Linked DNA regions of Homo sapiens: region 2 is linked to region 1. Evidence: chromatin loops called from intact Hi-C (ENCODE). Cell type or tissue: heart left ventricle. All regions are shown on one strand. Each heading gives the region's core, and the rest is flanking DNA. Links, peaks and the distances in the headings are about the cores only. Region 1 overlaps GRK5 (G protein-coupled receptor kinase 5). Region 2 overlaps GRK5 (G protein-coupled receptor kinase 5).

Evidence for each region. Peaks named below come from ENCODE experiments on the same cell type or tissue, not always from the same donor. Only the 100,000 strongest peaks of a DNase experiment are listed, where the experiment ranks them.
Region 2: a loop joins it to region 1, with 2.2 times the contacts of the local background. A loop is called at or near these places in 12 of 110 quality-filtered maps.

What each region holds. Positions count from the first base shown.
Region 1 is chr10:119,284,719-119,294,728 of GRCh38, forward strand. The region is part of intron 1 of GRK5 (G protein-coupled receptor kinase 5); the gene reads left to right. Among named protein-coding and RNA genes, the nearest start is that of GRK5-AS1, 50 kb to the right of the region's middle. RefSeq lists an enhancer at 4,001-4,500. In heart left ventricle, for the core only: a CTCF peak has its summit at 5,852 (motif pointing right); a DNase peak (open chromatin) is centred at 4,753; H3K27ac peaks cover 1,672 bases.
Region 2 is chr10:119,216,860-119,226,869 of GRCh38, forward strand. The region is part of intron 1 of GRK5 (G protein-coupled receptor kinase 5); the gene reads left to right. Among named protein-coding and RNA genes, the nearest start is that of GRK5-IT1, 13 kb to the left of the region's middle. RefSeq lists an enhancer at 5,514-6,025. In heart left ventricle, for the core only: no CTCF peak of the experiment used is centred there; a DNase peak (open chromatin) is centred at 5,950; H3K4me3 peaks cover 747 bases; H3K27ac peaks cover 2,157 bases.

The DNA.
Region 1 (10,010 bases), core at 4,689-7,188:
AAAGGGCCTAACAGACAGAGGTGGAGGGTCAGGCCTGAGCCTGTGTACTGGGCTGCCAGTGACACCACGTGTCTCTCCCAAGTGTGAGTGCTGGATGCAAGGCTGCCGTCCTGGCAAAGGGATGTCTCACTGGGGCCTCTCGTGGAAATGGAGGGGAGGTCCTGGGCAGGGCTCTGCAGAGCACAGGCATCCGAGCTCCCCATCCTGGGCTGCCTGGAGGACTTGCCAGTCTGCGTGGGGATCTGGCTCTGAGCTCTGTTGCTTTTGGCCAAGGGCTGTTGCAACACTCCCGGAGCCCAGAACAGGTACGATGTGTTCCTCATGAAAGGTTATGAGGTTTCAGACATAACAGAGGTTCTGAGGATGCAAAGAGAGGAGGTCTCAGGGCTCATGTCTAGAGTGAAGTCATCAGACCTATACATCATGGGTTCACGTTGGCTGGCATCTCTAAGCGCACCTCAGGCTGGGGGCAACCAGTACTAGGGGCGACAAGGACAGACTTTGGTGGAGGTAGGGGGAGCACTAAGGGACTCCTGTTTTCTCAAATGGGTCTCTAATGAAAGAGGTTAAAGAAACTGTCACTTAAAGCATTTCCTGGGTTGGTCCTGAGTACAGTGGGAGGGTGGGTGGTAAGAAGAAACCTCCCTGGGCCAGGCTCCCCAAGGCTCGATTCCTGGGTTGGGGGCAGAGATTGGAGGAATCTGTGGCCAGCCCTGGCCCAGACAGTTTCTGAAAAAGCAAATCAGGGTTTGTAACAGTTAAGTCTGTCCCGGGGAAGTGTTCCATTGCACCTTGATTTATGCCACTGGAAACATTTTATACTGAGGACTGTCCATTGGCCAAACAAGCCTTGGGGCCAAAGGCACAGCAGGGAAGATGGTTGCTGTGTGAACCATCAGCTCTACTCTGCTTGTGGGGACCATGGGCGCAGTTCTTAAAAGCCCGCACTGGGTGATGCAGAAATGGGGCGGTGACACGGTAAAAGGAGCGGTGGCAGGCAAAAACTTTTAACAACAACAGTAAAACCTGTTTTATAAAAGCCATATCCGTGGAGGTAGGAATTGGGAGCAGGGAGCCGCTGAGTGCTGGGGCTGGGACCTGGCCAGAGTAGGGAGGGATGAAGGACCCCTGTGATCAAGGTCAAGTCCTCACCTCATGACTTCCTGGCAGAACGTCCTTGGGCAAGGCTCAGCTTCCCTGTCTGCAAAATGGGGCTCATAACCCCTCCTTTCCTTGCAAGCTCATATTAGATGCTGCATGTGGAAGTACAGAGCAAAGTACCCCACAAATCCAGGGGGTTATTCTTTCTATTAACCCCACTGTGAATGTTTTACTTTCATTTTTATTAACCCCACTGTGAATGTTTTACTTTCATTTTTATGTATTCTGTAGCCTTTAGGTGTCATGTTACTTTATCAGGATTTTAAAAACTTTTCATTATGAAGCGTTTCAAATGTACTCAAAAAATAGAGAGGATAGTGTAATGAACACCCTGTACCCTGCAGCCACCACTACAACTCTTAACTATTTCATCAGGGCAATTTGAGCTCACTGTTACAGTAATCCCTTTCATTAATTGAGTTCCCAAAGTGCTTTAAGTCCTTTGAAGTAAAATCTTCACTGCACAAGTTGGCTCAAAATCTGCCCCCTTGTTTGGGAAAAAGAGTGTTTTTGTATGTTAGGTTTTTTTGACTCATTCTTGCCACAGTCTGTGATTGGATTTTTCAGTACCATCTAATTGTTGGTTGTACAATATAGAGACAGTCACACGTGGGGGTCTGGAGGGCCCCAGGGCCCCCCTCAGCCTTCCTTAAGCTACCAGGGCAAGTTCAATTCTCTCAGGAGTTTGGGGGCCTCTGTTGACTCTGCTTTTCAATTTGCTATAATTTGAAGGGAAAAGGTTGTTCTGGAGTGGCTGGCAGGAATAATGAAGGGCTGGGAAGTTTGTTGTCTCCGGTCAGCCCGCCTCCCCTGTTGCAGCCCGCCATGCAGGCACCCCTTGGAAGCGGTCACTTTGGGGCTGGTCACCCATTCCCTTGCCTGGAGGCAGAGGTTTTGGTGGAAAAGGTGGGGAGGTGAGGGGTCAGGGGATGAAGGCCGATTGTTTTTATCTGTTTGGGATCAAAGGCTCAGTGTGTATAACAAGCTTCTGGTAAAACTCTTTTTCTTGTCCGTAAGATGGCATTGGTGATGACTCTGGGCAGTTGTGAGGATGAAATGTAAGGTCCAGGAGATGTCCTGTCTGTCTTGTTCACTAATGTGTCCCCTGTGTCTAGAACAGTGTTCGCACAGAGCACATGCTCAATAAATTTATATTGAAGAATAGGAGGGAAGGGAGGGAGGAAAGAAGGAAGAAAGGAAGGGAGGGAGGGAGAGAGGAAGGGAGAGAAGGAAGGAAGAATGGAGAAGGCAGGGAGGGAAGGAAGCAAGGGAGGGAAGGAGAGAAGAAGGGAGGGAGAGACAGGAGGAAAGGAGGGAGAGAACAGGGAGAGAGGGAAGAAAGGAAGGGAGGGAGAGAGGGAGGGAGGAAGGGAGAGAGGAGGAAGGGAAGGAGGAAGGGAGGGAGAGAAGAAAGAGGGAAGAAAGGAAGGGAGGGAGAGAGGGAGGGAGGAAGGGAGAGAGGAGGAAGGGAAGGAGGAAGGGAGGGAGAGAGGGAGGGAGGAAGGAAGGGAAGAAGGAAGGGAGGAAAGAAGGGAGAAGGTAAGGAGGGAGGGAAGGAAGAAAAAAGGGAAGAGAGGAAGAAGGGAGTGAAAAGCTACATCTGTCCGTCCATTATTAATAATTCATCACAAATCTTTCATTTCAGGATAAGGAAATGTCATTAGGCCCTCAAGGAAAAAAATGCCTGTTTTCACTCTGGGCTTAGAATTCTTTTCTCTTCTTTTTTTTCTTGTAGAAATTATATTTCCATCTCTGGGGCTTAGCTCAACTGATATCTCACCTCTTAAATTGTTTTGGCCTTCCTCTGGCAAAGTCCAGCCCCCCACCCACTCCCACACTGCTGTCCACACCTCACAAAGCAGAGAGGAGGACGGCTATGACTGCACCGTATCCAGCGCCGGGGCTATGTGGTCATGGGATGTGTGTGCAAGGCTGGCACAGTCATCTCCCCCATACCATAGAGGACGCTGAGGCTTTCAGGTGAAGTGAGTTGCCCAGGTAGACACAGCCAGGAAGCAGGCTTAGATCCAAACACTTGTCTGATCCCAAAGCCCTGCTCATTCCCCGTCCTCCCTGCTGGCCCTGGGTTCATCCTAACCCTTTGCTTTTAGTTCCCCCTCTCTGGACTGGACGGTCCTCACAGGTAGAACGGCCTGTGCCTGTGTCCTCTGCTCTTAGGGTTAGCCCAGAGCGGGGAGGCCGTGGGTGTGCAGTAATCAAACTGGGCACATCCTCTGGGGCTGCACCTCATGTTAGAGACAGTGGTGTGGGCTCTGTTCCCCTCCCCACCCTTTCTGCCTGCAGAGCCTCCCTGGAGTTTATGAGTCCTGATGGAGGTGGGGAAGGCCGTGGCTTACCGTCGACACACATCAGTACCCGGCAGGAGTGGCAGAAGGTCTGTGGACAGGGCATAGGGGTGCAGGGGGAGGAGAAAGTGGAGGGGCTCCAAGCACCCGAACATAAGCTCCATGGCAGCCAGGACCTTGTCTGTCTTGCTTGTTGTAGTTCTAGTGTCTGGTTCAGGGTCTAGCAAATAGTAGGTGCTTAACAAGTAGGTATCGACTGGGTGGCCTCCGAGCCCTGCTTCCCTGTTTCCCCAAAGCTTTATTGTGGGTTCTTTAGCTACTGCTGAGATGCAGATAGGCCAAGCTGAGGGACCATCCCGTGTCTGTGACCCTGCCCTGGAGTGGACCACATCTCTGCTGTACCTCACTGTGTCACTGCTGCAGCAACATGGTGGGCTCTTGGCTGGCTGGAACGTGACCCCACACCCTGCGTCTGGTTGGACAAGCATCCCTCAGCATGGACTGGCTTAGGTGTGTGTGGGGAGTGGGGGTGGTTGATTCCCAGGGCAGCAGGCCGGCTGCTCTTCCTCCTCCCTGCTGTTCCTCACCCACCCGGCCTCAGCCACTCCATTCCTGGATGCCCATGTCCCAGTGGCGGCTGGCTGGTCATCCAGAGGCGAATGCGGAACATGGTGTCTGAGCTACTAACCTCCCACCTTGGGTATGCCCTTGAACTTTTCTGTAAGCCAGGCTTTCCAACCCCCAACAGCACTCAGGTCACATTCCCAGAGAGCCTGCACAAGAGGGCTGAGTCTGTTTATTTTTCAAGATTTCAAAAAACATGCCTTTTCCCCCTCTGACCTTAAGCAAAACTTTTTTTTCCCTCCAACACTTGTATTTTTAACTTCATGAGAAAATATGGTAAAAGGGAGCAGATTTTATTTTCAGAAACTGTGATTTTTCAAGATTTTTTTTTATTTAAAAAAGAAAGGCTTTGGGGGATGGGGAGAATAAAGATTTTTGTTTTGTTTTGTTTTGGGTGCTAAGGGGGCCCAGAGCCACTTCTCTGTGGCCCCTGCTCAAACTCCTCCAGAGATTCTGGCATGTTGAGGCTGCAGCTCTTTTGGTTATTGTGATCAAGGATTTCTGGGCACCTTTCCTTCCCCTTTTGAAGACTTAGGACTGGACCAGCTAAGGGCTGTAAACAAGCATTTCCCTCCCTTGGCAGGAAGTGCTTAATGTCTTTGCTTTTGGGAACCGGTGTTCTGGGCAGGCTAGGAGGCCGCACCTGACCTGCCTGTGGCTCTCTTCCCACTGTGGGGGTCAGAAGATGGTGGCTGCCTATGTGCATGTCACAGATCCTCACTTCCAGCTGGTGGATGTAGGATCTGAGGCCCAGAGAGGGTTGGTGACTTGGCCATAGTCACACAGCCACCTGGATAGAGATGAGTGGTGAGTGGTGAACCCGGAGAAACATGGCTTCTTGCCTCCTTGGTCTTTGTGCACGGGCCTCCCGCTTCCCGAGTCTCTCCTGGCCCAGCAGTGGTTTGCTGAAGGCTGTTTTATTTTAGGCACCGGCTGAGCTACCTCTGATCTTGTTGGGTTAGCCTAGGTGTGGTTCTTTGGTTTTTCAGTTTGTATAACCATGTTCTTTGTTCAGCTCCTATCAGGGTTAGGGAGGTCAAACACCTATGTGTCAGGATACGCCTGACACACACTATTTAAAACTCACACTGTTTTAAATGTATAGTATTTAAAACTTTATGGTCAGCTGTACTTACCGGCTGAGTACAGAACTAGGAAAGCTGGTGGCTACTTGCAAGGAGCAGCTGCTTAGTAGCGGAGGTTGAGTAATAAGGACCCCAGTTGCTGAACAGCTCCTGGAAGACTATCTGTTCCCGGCTGGGCGTGATGGCTCAAGCCTGTAATCCCAGCACTTTGGGAGGCCAAGGCGGGTGGATTGCCTGAGCTCAGGAGTTCGAGACTACCCTGGGTAACATGGTGAAACCCTGTCTCTACTAAAAATACAAAAATTAGCCAGGCATGTTGGCGGGTGCCTGTAGTCCCGGTGACTCGAGAGGCTGAGGCAGGAGAATCGCTTGAACCTGAGAGGCGGAGGTTACAATGAGCTGAGATCATGCCGCTGCATTCCAGCCTGAGTGACAGAGCGAGATTCCGTCTCAAAAAAAAAAAAAAAAACAAAAAACAACTCTGTCCCCTTCTCCCTGTGGCCGTCACCTCTAACCTCTACGGCTGTTATTCTGGTTCAGTCTCATTTCTTCTCTCGGACTTTTGCAATAGCCCCTAAAATGCTGTCCTCCTGGTTTTGCTGACATCGTGACGATTTTAAAGCTGCATCTGACCATTTCCTTTTCACAAAGTGGTTCTCACTTCTGCCTCTAGAAGGCAGGCACTGTCTTCCCTTCCCAGGTACCCCGCAATCCAGCCATTCCCAAGGACTCACACAGCCCTTGGAAACCTTTCTGCTTAGAATGTTGTCCTGTCCTCTTCTGCTTGGTGGCTACCTACTTGTCCTTCCGAGTCCCTCTGAGACATCCCACCTCCGGGGAGCCTTCTAGATTCCTTGGGCTGGGTTTCCCCTTCTGTGTGTGTGTAGCCTTCTGCTCACATCGGTCCTGCAACAGCCCTGTGTTGAGACATAATCATCTCTTCCTTGTTTGTCTCATCTTCTGGGCTGGGCTCCTCTAAGGAGGGGCTGCTTTCCATCCTTGTGTTCCTGGCAGCAAAGCCACTGCCTGTCCAAGTCAGAGACAGGAGCATGATTATTCAGTGAATGAGCCCAGGATGGAGTGAGGAGGATTGTGGGAGAACAGGAGGGTCAGACAGATTGTTCTGTAGTGGTGGCTTTGCAGAGGGGCAAGACTTCTGCAAGTCAGTCCTTGAGGGATGAGCGGACATTAGATTGGTAGGTGAATTTGGGATGGGGGATGTGCTAGAGGCCCCAGAGCCAGCCGCAGGGTATGGGGTGATCTGGCTGGTTGTACATTTTTCTCCATGATCTTCATGTTTCGTGTAGACTGATCCCTTCTACTTTCTGAAAGCTGCCATTGGAGGTGAAGCAGGGCTCCTTTGGATTTGCGGTATCACCAATTCGGCAGGAGATGCAGTGAAGCTACACCCAGCTAGACCCATTTAGCTACACCCAGGGTTGGGCGTTCAGCCTGGCATCCTTGGAAAAACAGGTCTGGGTGCAGGCTCCCTGTGGCCACTGGCAGGATCCTTTGTTCAGTCTGGAGCTGGGTGTGATGGTGTGACCACGGCTGCCTCGGGCGCTGGTGGGTGCAGAGCTGCTTCCTGGAGCCAGGAAGGAACTGCTGCTGCTGCCTCCTCCTCCTCCTCTTCCTCCTCCTCCTCTTCCTCCTCCTCCTCTTCCTCCTCCTCCTCTTCCTCCTCCTCCTCTTCCTCCTCCTCCTCCTCTTCCTCCTCCTCTTCTTCCTCCTCTTCCTCCTTCTCTTCTTCCTCCTCCTCTTCCTCCTCATCCTCCTCCTTCTCTTCTTCCTCCTCATCCTCTTCCTGATCCTCCTCCTTATCCTCATCCTCCTCCTTCTTCTCTTCTTCCTCTTCATCCTCTTCCTCATCCTCCTCCTTATCCTCATCCTCCTCCTTCTTCTCTTCCTCCTCATCCTGCTCCTTATCCTCATTCTCCTCTTTATCCTCATTCTCTTCCTTCTTCTCCTTTTCCTCCTCATCCTCCTCCTCCTTCTGCTCATCTTCTTCCTCCTCCTCCTCTTCTTCTTCCTCCTTCTTTTCCTCCTCTTTTTCCTCCTTCTCCTCCTCTTCCTCCTTCTCCTCCTCTTCCTCCTTCTTCTCCTCCTCTTCCTCCTTCTCCTCCTCTTCCTCCTTCTTCTCCTCCTCTTCCTCCTTCTCCTCCTCCTCTTCCTCCTTCTCCTCCTCTTCCTCCTCCTTCTCCTCTTCCTCCTTCTCCTCTTCCTCCCTCTCCTCATCTTCCTCCTTCTCCTCCTCTTCCTCCTCCTCTTCCTCCTCCTCCTCTTCCTCCTCCTCCTCTTCCTCCTTCTCCTATTCCTCCTCCTCCTCTTCCTCCTTCTCCTCCTATTCCTCCTTCCCCTCCTCTTCCTCTTCCTCCTCCTTCTCCTCCTCTTCCTCTTTCTCCTCCTCTTCCTCCTTCTCCTCCTATTCCTCCTTCTCCTCCTCATCCTCCTTTCTTCCTCTTCCTTCACAAACACATGGTGCCTCGGCTTCACAGGGATAGCCCCCATGTTCATCTGCTCATTGCTTCTGGGTTGCTGCCTTGGGCAGGTGGCTATTTTGGGGTCTTTCAGATAATTTAAAAAAACCCAATACCCTAAACCTCCCCAAACCTAATTCTCACCCTCAGGGCCTAAGTACATTTGAAATTGCACACAAACTTAAGGTTGCTGTGTGCTAGATGGGATGCGGTGAGGGACAAGGCTCTCCAATCATAGTTTTTCCTAGGTGTCTGTGAGGGATTGGTTCCAGGACCTCCTGAGGATACCAAAATCTGCAGATGCACAAGTCCCTGACAGAAAATGGTGTCATATTTGCATATAACCTATACACAGCCTCTGGTATATTTTAACTCATCTCTAGATATAATGTAAATGCTATGTAAATAGTTGCTATACTGTATTGTTTAGGGAATAATGGCAACAGAAAAAGTCCATACATATTCAGTACAGATACAGTTTTTTTTTTTTTCTGAATGTTTTCAATCCATGGTTGATTAAATCCACAAATGCAGAGCCCGTGGATATGGGAGGCCAACTGCGTGTTGACTTTATGTTTTACAAAGCACCCTCTAATCATTGAATACTGGGAAACTTCAAGCTCTGGGCCAGGCACTGCACTCAGCATTTGGTGGCTTCATCTCCTGTCATATTCTGGAGCCGTATGAACAAGAATTTTCCCATCTTATAAATAAAAGAGCGAAGACCTGAAGAAGTTATGTATAAGCTGTTGTTTAAGGTTATGCAGCCAGGAAGTGGCTTACTCTCTTTGAATCTTACCCCATTCTTGTGAAACAGGTGGAGGACATATTTTTATCTCCCATTTAACAGACAAGAGACTTGAGGTGGCTGGATGCCGTGGCTCACACCTGTGATTCCAGCACTTTGGGAGGCTGAGGTGGGTGGATCACTTGAGGTCAGGAGTTTGAGACCAGTGGGTGCTTTTCTCTGGCGACGCCCAGTCTGTTTCATTAGCTAACAGATGCTAAGCTCTACCATGGGATAGTTGTAAAACCTTGAATGCAAAGCTTGAATACAATTGAGGAGCAGAGATGGGGTATACAGCAAGCACTCTGTGTATTAAGTGATTGTTGTTCCTCGTCTGTCTTTTGACCTCCCAGTGCACAGCCATGGGTCTGTCACTCTGGTGACCTTTGGCCGTGGGCATTGGGAGGATAGTTTATGTTGACTGCGGATTGCCAGGTACCAAGTATCAGGCAAATTGGCTTCTTTGTACATTCCTCCTTCCGGATAGACCTTGGGCCTCCTCGTCACTGCCCAGGAGATTTGCTGGGAATCTAGGAGGGAGTGGATGATGGCCTGGATGCCTGGGTGGTGCTGCCTCTGCCCCGAGGCAGCAGTCAGTGCCAGGGTGGGGCTGGGTGGGTGCTGCCATCGCCTCGGGGTGGTACCCGAGTCTGGAGTAGGAACAATACTCTATTGTTACGTTAAACCTGAAATAGACGCCTTCAGATGGAGGGGGTGAGTATGAATCTATTACGATCTAATAATGACAAGAGCACTCTGTGTCTTTTCAGATGCTTGACAATCACCTGCTAATCCCGGGGGTCTGGGAGCTGAGCATTTTCAACCTCCACCCCCACCTCTGCTTTGTGGAGTTGGGGAAAAACAGAGACCCAGGAGCTGTGAAATGAGGGAGGCTCAGCTTCTCCACTTACTTTCATGGTGTGAGGAGACGCATGTGTATTTGCCTCTGACCCCTCCTGCAGGGAGGAAAGCGTACCTGGATCTGGGTGAGAGGCATGTGTGGTGATGAGAACATTTCACAGACCCAAGTTCAAATCTCTGCTCTGCCACTCGAGCATATTTCAGAACCTGTCCTAGTCTCAATTTCTTGGTAAGGTGAGACTATAACCACTTTTAATGGGTCCACAAGGCCTGATCCAACCCAGCAGGTGCTCTTGCGGGTGAGGACCACATCTCGGTTGGTTAGACGTGTCCCCCCAGCCCTCTGCCAGGACCTAGGAGTTGGGGTGAGGGGCTGGGTTGCAGGGAAATGTTGAATCCCAAAAGCAGATTTCCCAGGCAGGCACTGTCCTGACCCAACCTGCCGCCAGCCACCTGTCAAGCTGGACCTCTGGGCTTTTCTCTCCAAATGCTCTTGTTCTCAGGAAAGGGCCAAGACTCACCCCAGGCACAAGATAAGTAGGAATCAGGTGTGAGCCAGTGGTCAGGAGATTTGGGTCTAGACTCTGTGTGGCCAGGGTCATTGCTCAGGTTCGCAGGGCTAAGGAGGAGGGAGGCAGGGGGAGACATATAATTTCTAGAACTTCTGAGGTTCTAGGACAGGGGCCAGCAAACTGTGACCCTTAGGCCA
Region 2 (10,010 bases), core at 4,996-7,495, 68 kb before region 1:
CAGGAGAATTGTTTGAACCTGGGAGTGCCACTGCACTCCAGCCTGGGTAACAGCGAAACTCCGTCTAAAAGGTAAAATAATAATTTAAAAAAAAACATAAAAATAAAAAAAGGGAGTCACTTGTTCAAGGTCACTTGAACTGTGGACTTTTGGGGAGCAATTGCAAGTGGATCTCCCCTATCCTCCAAAGTGCTTTTATGTTCCAAAATAAATCTTTCTTCCTTCCTCTCATAATATATGCCAAAACAACAAACTCTTCTCGAGATGGTAGGGTTTTTAAGTGTAAATACCCATGAGGTTGTAATTGTGGAAGAGAAAGAGTGTCTTTGTCAGATTCCCTGGGAAAAGGGGCAAATTGGGAATATAATTTCTGTCTCAGACCGTGATTTCAGCTGAGGGCCAGTTTGAGAGCAGTTGGGTAAATTAATTCCTACTAGGTTGTAAATGACTGATAGGTGAATCCTCAAAGTAGATGTTTCCATTTTAAAAGTAGAACTGTGTATCAATACAACTGAATCTGTGTTTGAGGACAAGGCAGGATGCCTACATGCCATACATAAGTGCCTGTACACACATAAGCACATGTGTACGTATGTGGTATGATCGCCTGTGGAGGCCCATTACCTGTACTCTCTCGCTGCCTGGGCCCCTCCTACCAACACATCGGACAAGCGAGGCCAGCCTCTTGCGTTATTTTTCCCCTCAGCATGGCTAGTGGCCAACGAATTGCCCCCAAGGGACTGGATGTGAAGCCCCATGGGTGGTGGTGGTGGGGACAGTCATGGGAGTTTAGGTGTGGGCCACATCATTGGCAGCAGCACCACCTCCTTTCCTTGGCAGAGGCAAGAGGTGGGCAGCGGGCATGCCAGTTCCTGCTGGCTCACCACACATAGCTCCCATCTGCCCTGCACCCTGCTTCCCTGGCCGCTTACTGCTCCTTAGGAGGTTCTCGCCCTCAGTTACCTCTGCCTGACAGTGGTACCTTATGTGCAGGCTCAGGTTTCTGCAGCTCTCTTTACTTACTACCCAAGTAGGGGGTTAGAGAGGGGGAGGCGAGGAGGGTTTTTCTTGCAGATTGCAGGGCATCCCCACCCCCTCACCAAAGAGAGGGTATGAAGTGGCCTTTTCCCCCAGAAAAGCTCTCTCCGGATGACCCCTTGCCATTTTTCAGTGGTAACCTTGAGTGTTTGCATTTAGAAACCATGTCAACCCGTTTGTGTGTGTGTGTGTGTGTGTGTGTGTGTTGCGTTAATGTTGCAACTCTGCTTTTCAGGGGGCTTTGTGAGGCAAGGGAGTGTATAAGAGCCATGCACTTCCTTGGGGGTCCACAGTCAGACTTGAGATCCTGGTGGGAAGGCAGCCTGGTGTCGCTCCCTGATGATGAGGGTACAGGAAGCCATGCTTTTGATCTGCTCCTGCAGAGAAGGTGTAGCTCTAAACTTACCCACTCCAGGAAGGGAAGGGGAGGGGGTAGGAGATAGAATTACCCAACTGCTGGATGGAGAGAACCCAGCCAATGTAATTGCTCTGCAAGTCTGATAAAAAGTCTTGTGAAACCTCATTTGAAAATGGAATTCCATCCTGGCATGGGTCTTAGCACTGCTTCTGAAATGGAAACAAGCTGGAGAAGGTCGACAAATGTCCCAGGAAGAACAGCTTTAAGTGGCTGATGCAGAAATGGGTCCTGCTTGGTCTTAATGTTTTCTGTTAATGCACTCAGGAGGGGCTTGTTGGGATATGTAGATAACATCCCAGGAGAAGGAACTCCTAGCTCTAGGAAGAATAGGGGTGGAGTAAGGACAAAGGATTGGACCATCGACTTGAATAGCAAAGGATACCTGAGCATCCAACTTTTCTCAAGCCAAATGCTGTTGTGGGTTGATGCCACTACCCCTGCTGTCACAGATTAGGGAGAGTGTGTGTCTAATGAATATGTTCCTGGAACATAGTAGGTGTTCAAAAATATTTCCAGAATGAATGACTGATGCTACACAGCTTGAGTATCCCTAACTGAAGAATCTGAAATCCAAAATCTGAAACTTTTTTTTTTTTTTTTTGAGACGGAGTCTCGCTCTGTCCCTAGGCCAGAGTGCAGTGGCACGATCTCAGCTCACCGCAACCTCCGCTTCCCGGGTTCAAGCGATTCTCCTGCCTCAGTCTCCCAAGCAGCTGGGACTACAGGCACGTGCTGGGATTTTTTTGTATTTTTAGTAGAGAGCGGGTTTCACCGTGTTAGCCAGGATGGTCTCGATCTCCTGACCTCGTGATCCTCCCTGCCTCGGCCTCCCAAAGTGCTGGGATTACAGGCTTGAGCCACCATGCCCGGCCCAATATCTGAAACTTTTTGAAAGCCAACATGATGCATACAAAATGATCATTGGATCTGTTGCCTAGGCTGGAGTGCAGTGGCACCATCATAGCTTAGCTCACTGCAGCCTTGGCCTCCTGGGCTCAAGTGATCCTCCTGCCTCAGCCTCCAAAGTAGCTGGGACTACAGGTGCGTGCCACCACACTTGACTCTTTGCAACATTTTGGATTTTAGATTTTCAGATTTGGGATGCTCGACCAGTATAATGCAAATATTCCAAAATCCAAAAACATCAGAAATCCAAAGCACTTCTGGTCACAAGCATTTCAGATAAGGGATACTCAACCTGTATTTATGTTATGTGATGGTGAAGAAGAGAGCCGAGAAAGTGATATCCTCAAGAAATGGCCTTGGGGTCACAATAGATGGTACATTAGGATACGATTCAACATGGTTAAGAAAGGTTAACTAAGGTTATAGGGCAAATTGGAAAATGTTTTCCAAATGTTTGTCTTAACTCTGAAAAATGTTTGGCAAACTCCCCCTCCCCCCTAATTTGGAAGTGGTTTGTTTTAGTCGTTTTGGAAGAAATAAATATTTGCATTAGACCAAACATTTGGGGCAAACAGTTCTCCCCATTTCTGAGGCTCTGTGTGAGTAGGAGGAGATGTTTCATGCCGATAACACTCATCCCTTTTTTGGCCAAATCGAAGGTAACTTTCGATGTGAGCTTCACATGCTTTTCACATAACTGCTAGAATGAGGTTGAGCAAATGGAAAGAAAAGAGGAAGCCAAGCAGCTTGATCCTTCCAGACCTAGGGATGGCTGATGACCTGGCATTTGAAGGATGTAATCGTTAAAGAAAAATTGCCTTTCTGCTCATGGGCAGGGAGGCTGGATCCAATTAAGACAAGGAAAACGTATGTTAACTTGGAGGAAAAATTTCTAAACAGTCAATTCTGTAATCCTCTCTGAAGAGGAAGAGGCCAACATGATGAGGCTTTATGGATGGTGCCAAGCCCTGTGATATATAATAATTAGTAACCACTGGTTATTTTGCCGCACACTTATTCTCCAAACCACTAACCATTGCTTGGGATGGAATGCACCAGGCCTAGATATTTGCCCCAGATGTCTTCCCTTCAGCAGTATCCAATTAGAGGGATTTTTACAAATTAAAGCTTAATTCTCTATAATATATAGCAAAATATAAATTAAGGAAGGAGAAACCCGATTTCCTTGGTTGGTTCCATGGGTTACGGAGGTGAGGGCTAGTCTTCAGGTGCACCTCTTAGTTTATGCTTCAGTGGCTAGTGGTGACTGTTCTATATCATGGTCCTTGGTATTTTTGCTAGTCTTTTTGGTAGCTTAAAAACATTTCAGAGGCGAGGCATGGTGGCTCATGCCTGTAATCCCAGCACTTTGGGAGGCCAAGGTGGGTGGATCACCTGAGGTCAGGAGTTTGAGACCACCCTGGCCAACATGGCAAAACCCCGTCTCTATTAAAAATCCAAGAATTAGCCAGGCATGGTGGCACGCGCCTGTAATCTCGGCTACTTGGGAGGCTGAGACAGGAGAATCGCTTGAACCCGGGAGGCGGAGGTTGTGGTGAGCTGAGATCGCGCCACTGCACTCCAGCCTGGGTGACAGAGGCTCAAAAAAAAAAAAAATTTGCAAAGGTAATACTCACTAAAGAAAGTCCAGGCCAGAAGTGGTGGCTCATGCCTGTAATCCCAGCACTTTGGGAGGCTGAGGCTGGCAGATCACCTGAGGTCAGGAGTTTGAGAAGAGCCTGGCCAACATGGCAAAACCCTGTCTCTACTAAAAATACAAAAAAATTAGCCTGGTGTGATGGCATGCGCCTGTAGTCCCAGCTACTCGGGAGGCTGAAGGGAGAGAATGGCGTGAACCCGGGAGGCGGAGGTTGCAGTGAGCCGAGATCGTGCCACTGCACTCCAGCCTGAGGGACAAAGTAAAACTATATCTCGGAAAAAAAAAAAAGTCCAAAGGACCATGTAAAGCATCTCTCTCTGTCTTCCCATGCACCCCTGCTACCAATCCCACCACTCAGAAATAATTAGCGTCAGCATGTAGGTGAACGTTTTCCCAAATCTCTGTATATGCACATACGAACATCTAGATAGAACTTTACACAAAATGGGTCCCAGTGTACACACTGTTCCGCAGCTGTTTTCAGTCCACAATATGCTGCAGAGCCTTTCCATATCTGTGTTTATAGTTTCCCATGAAATGGATGGGTGTCAGGAAAAATTGTGAAAGACTTTGGAAGCTGAATGCTGTTTCAATGGAATGCTGGGTATGTTCTAGCAGACTCTTAGGGGTTATCCAGTTCTAAAGGGGTCTGTGTTTTTCATTGTCTTTGACTAGTTTTATAATATATTTAACCAAGCCCCTAGAATGAGCCATTTAAATTCTCTAATTTTTAAAGATAATATAAAGGAATATCCTACCCATGATATATTCATCTTTATGCACTTATTTTAAAGACTTCTGTTTTTTTCCTGTGGGAGTATCTGCCTAATAACATCCCCTTTCCTCTTTGGGAAGAATCATAATAATTTGTGAAATAGGCTTCAGTGACCCTAGGGATGTACAATGTAGATTTTCTTATGAGAAAGGAGCATGATACATGTGACATGACATTTCTGAGACCTTTGGGACTTAACATCCCTCACCTCTGAGTAATGAGTCATCTTTTCTATGGTATTCAAAGTTTGAATTAGGGAAATTAAGGTTGAGTTCAGTCAAAGACTTTAGTTGTAGATGACTTTTCAGTTGCCCTTGGATTTTGCATGTGTAAATCAGGCAGGGGGTACACTCAGAAAACAAGCCCACAGCTTCGTAAGGTGTCTTGGATCTCTCACTGTGGATCATCAGCACAACCCTGTGGGCCTGGGAATTGTTTTTGCTGTTGCTGTTAGTATTATTCTAGTTTGAGAAAGAAGGAAAACAAGCTCAGAGAGGTGAAGTGGTTTTCCAAGATCACATACCAAGGAGCCACTTCCCCTTGTTTCCTGTGGTGCCAATCCATTGCTTCGTTTTTCGTGTTTGAGAGCTTTTGCGTTTCATTGTACATTGTACAATTCTAGGGAGCCATTGTTCCCATCCTAAAGCTGGTAGATGTGTAAATGTATCAGGTCGGGGGGCAGAAAGTGTCTTGAGGAAGGGACGCCCCTTCCTAATCCCCTCCAAGTGCTGCCTGTGCTGGTGTCAGTCCTCCTGAGGTCATTTGCCCTGTCTTTGATCTGGCACAGTATCCTCCTCTGTGGAATTCTGTAGCTCTTCCTCTGGTAACTGCTTTCACTAAAGGTTTGCATGGAATTTACCTAGACAAGGGCCCTACGGTTCCCACCTGAGAATAGAAAACGCCCATTAAAAACAGCACCACACAAAACAAATCAGTGGCCCCTCCTCCTGCTCTGCCTCCCTCCGAGATAAGCTTGGCATGAGGGCATAGTCCAGAGCCCCACGGCCTTCAGTAATTTTGTTAACAATTGGAGGAGAATGGCATTTTCTTCTGGGAAACATTTGCAGATGTGTGAGCTAGCTCTACATGGGGAAGGGCTGCCCCTTCACTGCGTGCTGAGGCTACGGGCTCCGTGTCCTGTCAGAGTGTGGGAGGGAGCTCCTCACACTGAAGCCAGCTCCTTCCTTCCGCAAAGAAGGGATCTGAGGGCCAAAAGGGGCCCGCATGGGTGGCCGTGCAGGAGCAGAAAGAGGCTCCAAAGCAGGATGGGTCCCCTGGCCTGGATTTTCCTCCAGGGCAGCTCTGCAACTCTAACACCCATCCCCAGGCTGTGTGTTTCCTAGGGATACGTAATAAAGTGCCACCAACTGGGTGGTTTAGAACAACAGACATCTATTGTCGCACAGTTCTGGAGGCCAGACGTTTGAAATCAAGGTGTGTGCAGGGCCGTGCTCCCTCTGAAGGTACCCGGGGAAGACCCGTTCCAGGCCTCTCTCCTTGGCTTGTTGGTGGCTGTCTTCTCCCTGTGCGTCTTCCTCTTGTGCATCTGTCCCTGTGTCCAGAGTTATCCTTTGTATAAGGACACCAGTGCTATTGGATCATGGCCCACTTGAATGACCTCATGTTAACTTGATTACCTCCATAAAGATCCTATTTCCAAATAAAGTCACATTCTGAGGTACCGGGGGTTAGGACTTCAACATAATCTTCTTTGGAGGACGCAGTGAACCCTGGAACACAGGCCCTGCCTGTACTGAAGCAGCAGCTTTTGGGGATAGCCTGTATTTTTAAAACAGGAGGTTCTGAGGATGAACCAGGCGTGGGAACTGCTGCTCTATAGAACCCTGGAGCTGGTGGGTTTTCTGAGTGCCTTCTGAGATTATCTTGGACATCCAGACTACTCTGACCGGGTCCCCAAATAGGACTCTGCAGGTTCCCTGGCAGTTGGTTTCTGTCTTCTGCTCAAATATTTCTAGAGACGGGGAGCTCATACCTTCTTCTAAGCAGCCTATCCGATTTTAAACCACTGGATTAAAAATATCTATAATAATATATATATATTATATATATCTATATATATTAGATAGGCTTCTTGCCTCACCCACTAAATTGTAGACTTCCTGAGGGCTGACACCAGGGCTTTTTCTTTGTATCTTACTGGAACTAACGAGATGCTAAAAGTAAACCCAAGTCGGCCTGTGGAGACCTGGTATGTCTGGTGCCATGTTAACCCATTAGGTCCTGGTTCTGCTCTTTGGAGGTATCCAGGATAAATGCACCACTCTTTGCCTGAGGGGGCCCTTCTAATATTAGAAGACAACTATGATACCCACTGTAGAACTAAAAGCAGAACCCCAAGTCCGGCACGGTGGCACTCACCTGTAGTCCCAGCTACTCCCAAGCCAGGAAGATCACTTGAGCCAGGAGTTCTGGGCTGCAGTGTGCTATGCACTGCACTCCAGTGAATAGCCACTGCACTCCAATCTGGGCAACAGAGTGAGACCCTGTCTCTTAAAAAACAAACAAACAAACAAACATAGCCAGAACCCTGCCCTCCAGATTCCCAGACTGGGCTCTCATTGTGCATTGCAGCCAAGTAACAGACATAACCAACCTTAGGATAGGATTTATTAGCAGGTGGGAATGATGTTGTTGCTAACATCTGGCAAAGCTCAAGGCTTCATAACTTGCCAGAAGTGAGATCCAGTCACCCACTATTTATTTATTAATTTATTATTTATTTATTTATTTATTTATTTATTTATTTATTGAGACGGAGTGTTGCTCTGTCGCCCAGGCTGGAGTGCAATGGCACGATCTCGGCTCACTGCAACCTTCTGCCTCCCAGGTTCAAGCGGTTCTCTTGCCTCAGCGCCCCGAGTAGCTGGGATTACAGGCGCCCGCCACCATGCCCGGCTAACTTTTGCATTTTTTTTTAGTAGAGATGGGGTTTCACCATGTTGGTCAGGCTGGTCTCGAACTTCTGACCTCAGGTTATCCAACTGCCTTGGCCTTACAAAGTGCTAGGATTACAGGCGTGAGCCACTGCGCCCAGCCTAGTCACCCACTTTTTAATTTTCGAGGTAATATGGTATCTTCTCCTGCTGTGCATTGAGGCAAGATGTTTCCATTCCATTGAAAGCTTGATCAAGGTTCTATGAGAAGTTCAAAGGGAAAAGGAGAGTGTGCCACTCATGTGCTGTGTGGCTCCTCTCCAAGCAAAACCATCCTCAGCTGCATAAATGTGCAGCTTGGCCAGGTGATCCTGGAGTCTCTTCTCACCCTTCAAATCTTGAGAATTTGCAGGTGCATTTTCCACTGATAATTCAACTGTGGGTACTTCAGAATAAAATTTGATGTTAATTTGAAGAGCAGGCATTACACATTAAAACAAAAATTACCCCAAGGGAAGAATGAGAGCCAAGAGGGGTTACATTTGTAGTAGAAATAAACAGGAAAAAAACCCGCCACTGCTAATTGAACTGATTCTCGCAATCCAAGAAAGGCAAATGCATGATTCTAATGTTTTCTTTAGTAGATTACAGAAAGGAAGATTAAATCAAAAGTCAAAAATAAACAGTTTGATTATCCTACACTGTATTATCTTAATAAACTGTCTTCCTGGAAAGTTTAAAAATACACAGTACTTCATCTGGCCAAAGAAAACAGTAAGTAAATATTGTTGAGAAAATGTAAGAATTTTCCATCTAGATGTGAGGGGTGGAAATATTGCCATGTGGACTTCAAGACATCCCACAAGGAGTGAGAGAGTGATAGGTATTACCTACCTTTTAAGGCTTGTTGTCGGGGACACTGTTGTCACATACGGGGGAAGAGGTTGGGAGGGGAATGGGCCCTATCAAGCACTCTTCTGGGCTCCTGGCAAAACCTCACCCAGTTCTGCATTCTCCTGCAAGGTTTGTCTAGATACTAGCTGTATCCTGACTGGTGATGCTCAGATTTCATAGTTTAGGGTGATGTGGAGAGGACTGCTGATTTTCTTCTCTCTCTCTCTTTTTTTTTTTTTTTTTTGAGATAGAGTCTCGCTCTGTCACCCAGGCTGGAGTGCAATGGCGCGATCTTGGCTCACTGCAACCTCCTCCTCCTGGGTTCAAGCAATTCTCCTGTCTCAGCCTCCTGAGTAGCTGGGACTACAGGCATGCACCACTGTGCCCGGCTAATTTTTGTATTTTTTTTTCTTTTTTTTTTTGAGATGGAGTCTCGCTCTGTCACCCAGGCTGGTGTGCAGTGGCATGATCTTGGCTCACTGCAAGCTCCGCCTCCCGGGTTCACGCCATTCTCCTGCTTCAGCCTCCCGTGTAGCTGGGACTACAGGTGCCCGCCACCATGCCTTGCTAATTTTTGTATTTTTAGTAGAGATGGTGTTTCACCATGTTGGCCAGGATGGTCTCGATCTCCCGACCTCATGATCCACCCGCTTCAGCCTCCCAAAGTGCTGGGATTACAGGCATGAGCCAGCACCCGGCTAATTTTTGTATTTTTAATAGAGACGAGGTTTCATCATATTGGCCAGTCTGGGCTCGAACTCCTGACCTTGTGATCTGCCCGTCTCGGCTCCCCAAAGAGCTGGGATTACAGGTGTGAGCCACTGTGCCTGGCATCTTCTTCTTTTTCTTTTTTTTTTTTTTAATTTTAATTTTTTTTTTTTTTTTGAGATGAAGCCTAACTCTGTCACCCAGGCTGGAGTGCAGTGGAGCAATCTCGGCCCACTGCAACCTTTGCCTCCCAGGTTCAAGCGTGCTGATTCTCTTCTGCTTAATTTTTCTACAGTTGGAAGTAGCAAAAGGTGGAGACTAGTGATGTGAGTTCTGTCCTAGCTTTGTTGCTAACCTGCCAGAGACCAAGGCTGGTAACTTTGTGTCTCTGTATCTTTTTTTTTTTTTTTTTGAGACACAGTCTCACGCTTGCCCAGGCTGGAGTACAGTGGTGCGATCTCGGCTCACTGCAATCTCTGCCTCCTGGGTTCAAGAGATTCCCTTGTCTCTGCCACCTGAGTAGCTAGGATTACAGGCGCCTGCTACCATGCCCGGCTTTTTTTTTTCTTTTTCTTTTTTTTGTATTTTTAGTAGAGATGGGGTTTCACCATGTTGGTCAGGTTGGTCTCAAACTCCTGACCTCAAATGACCCATCTGCCTCAGCCTCCCAAAGTGCTGGGATTACAGGTATGAACCACTGTACCTGGCCTGTATCTT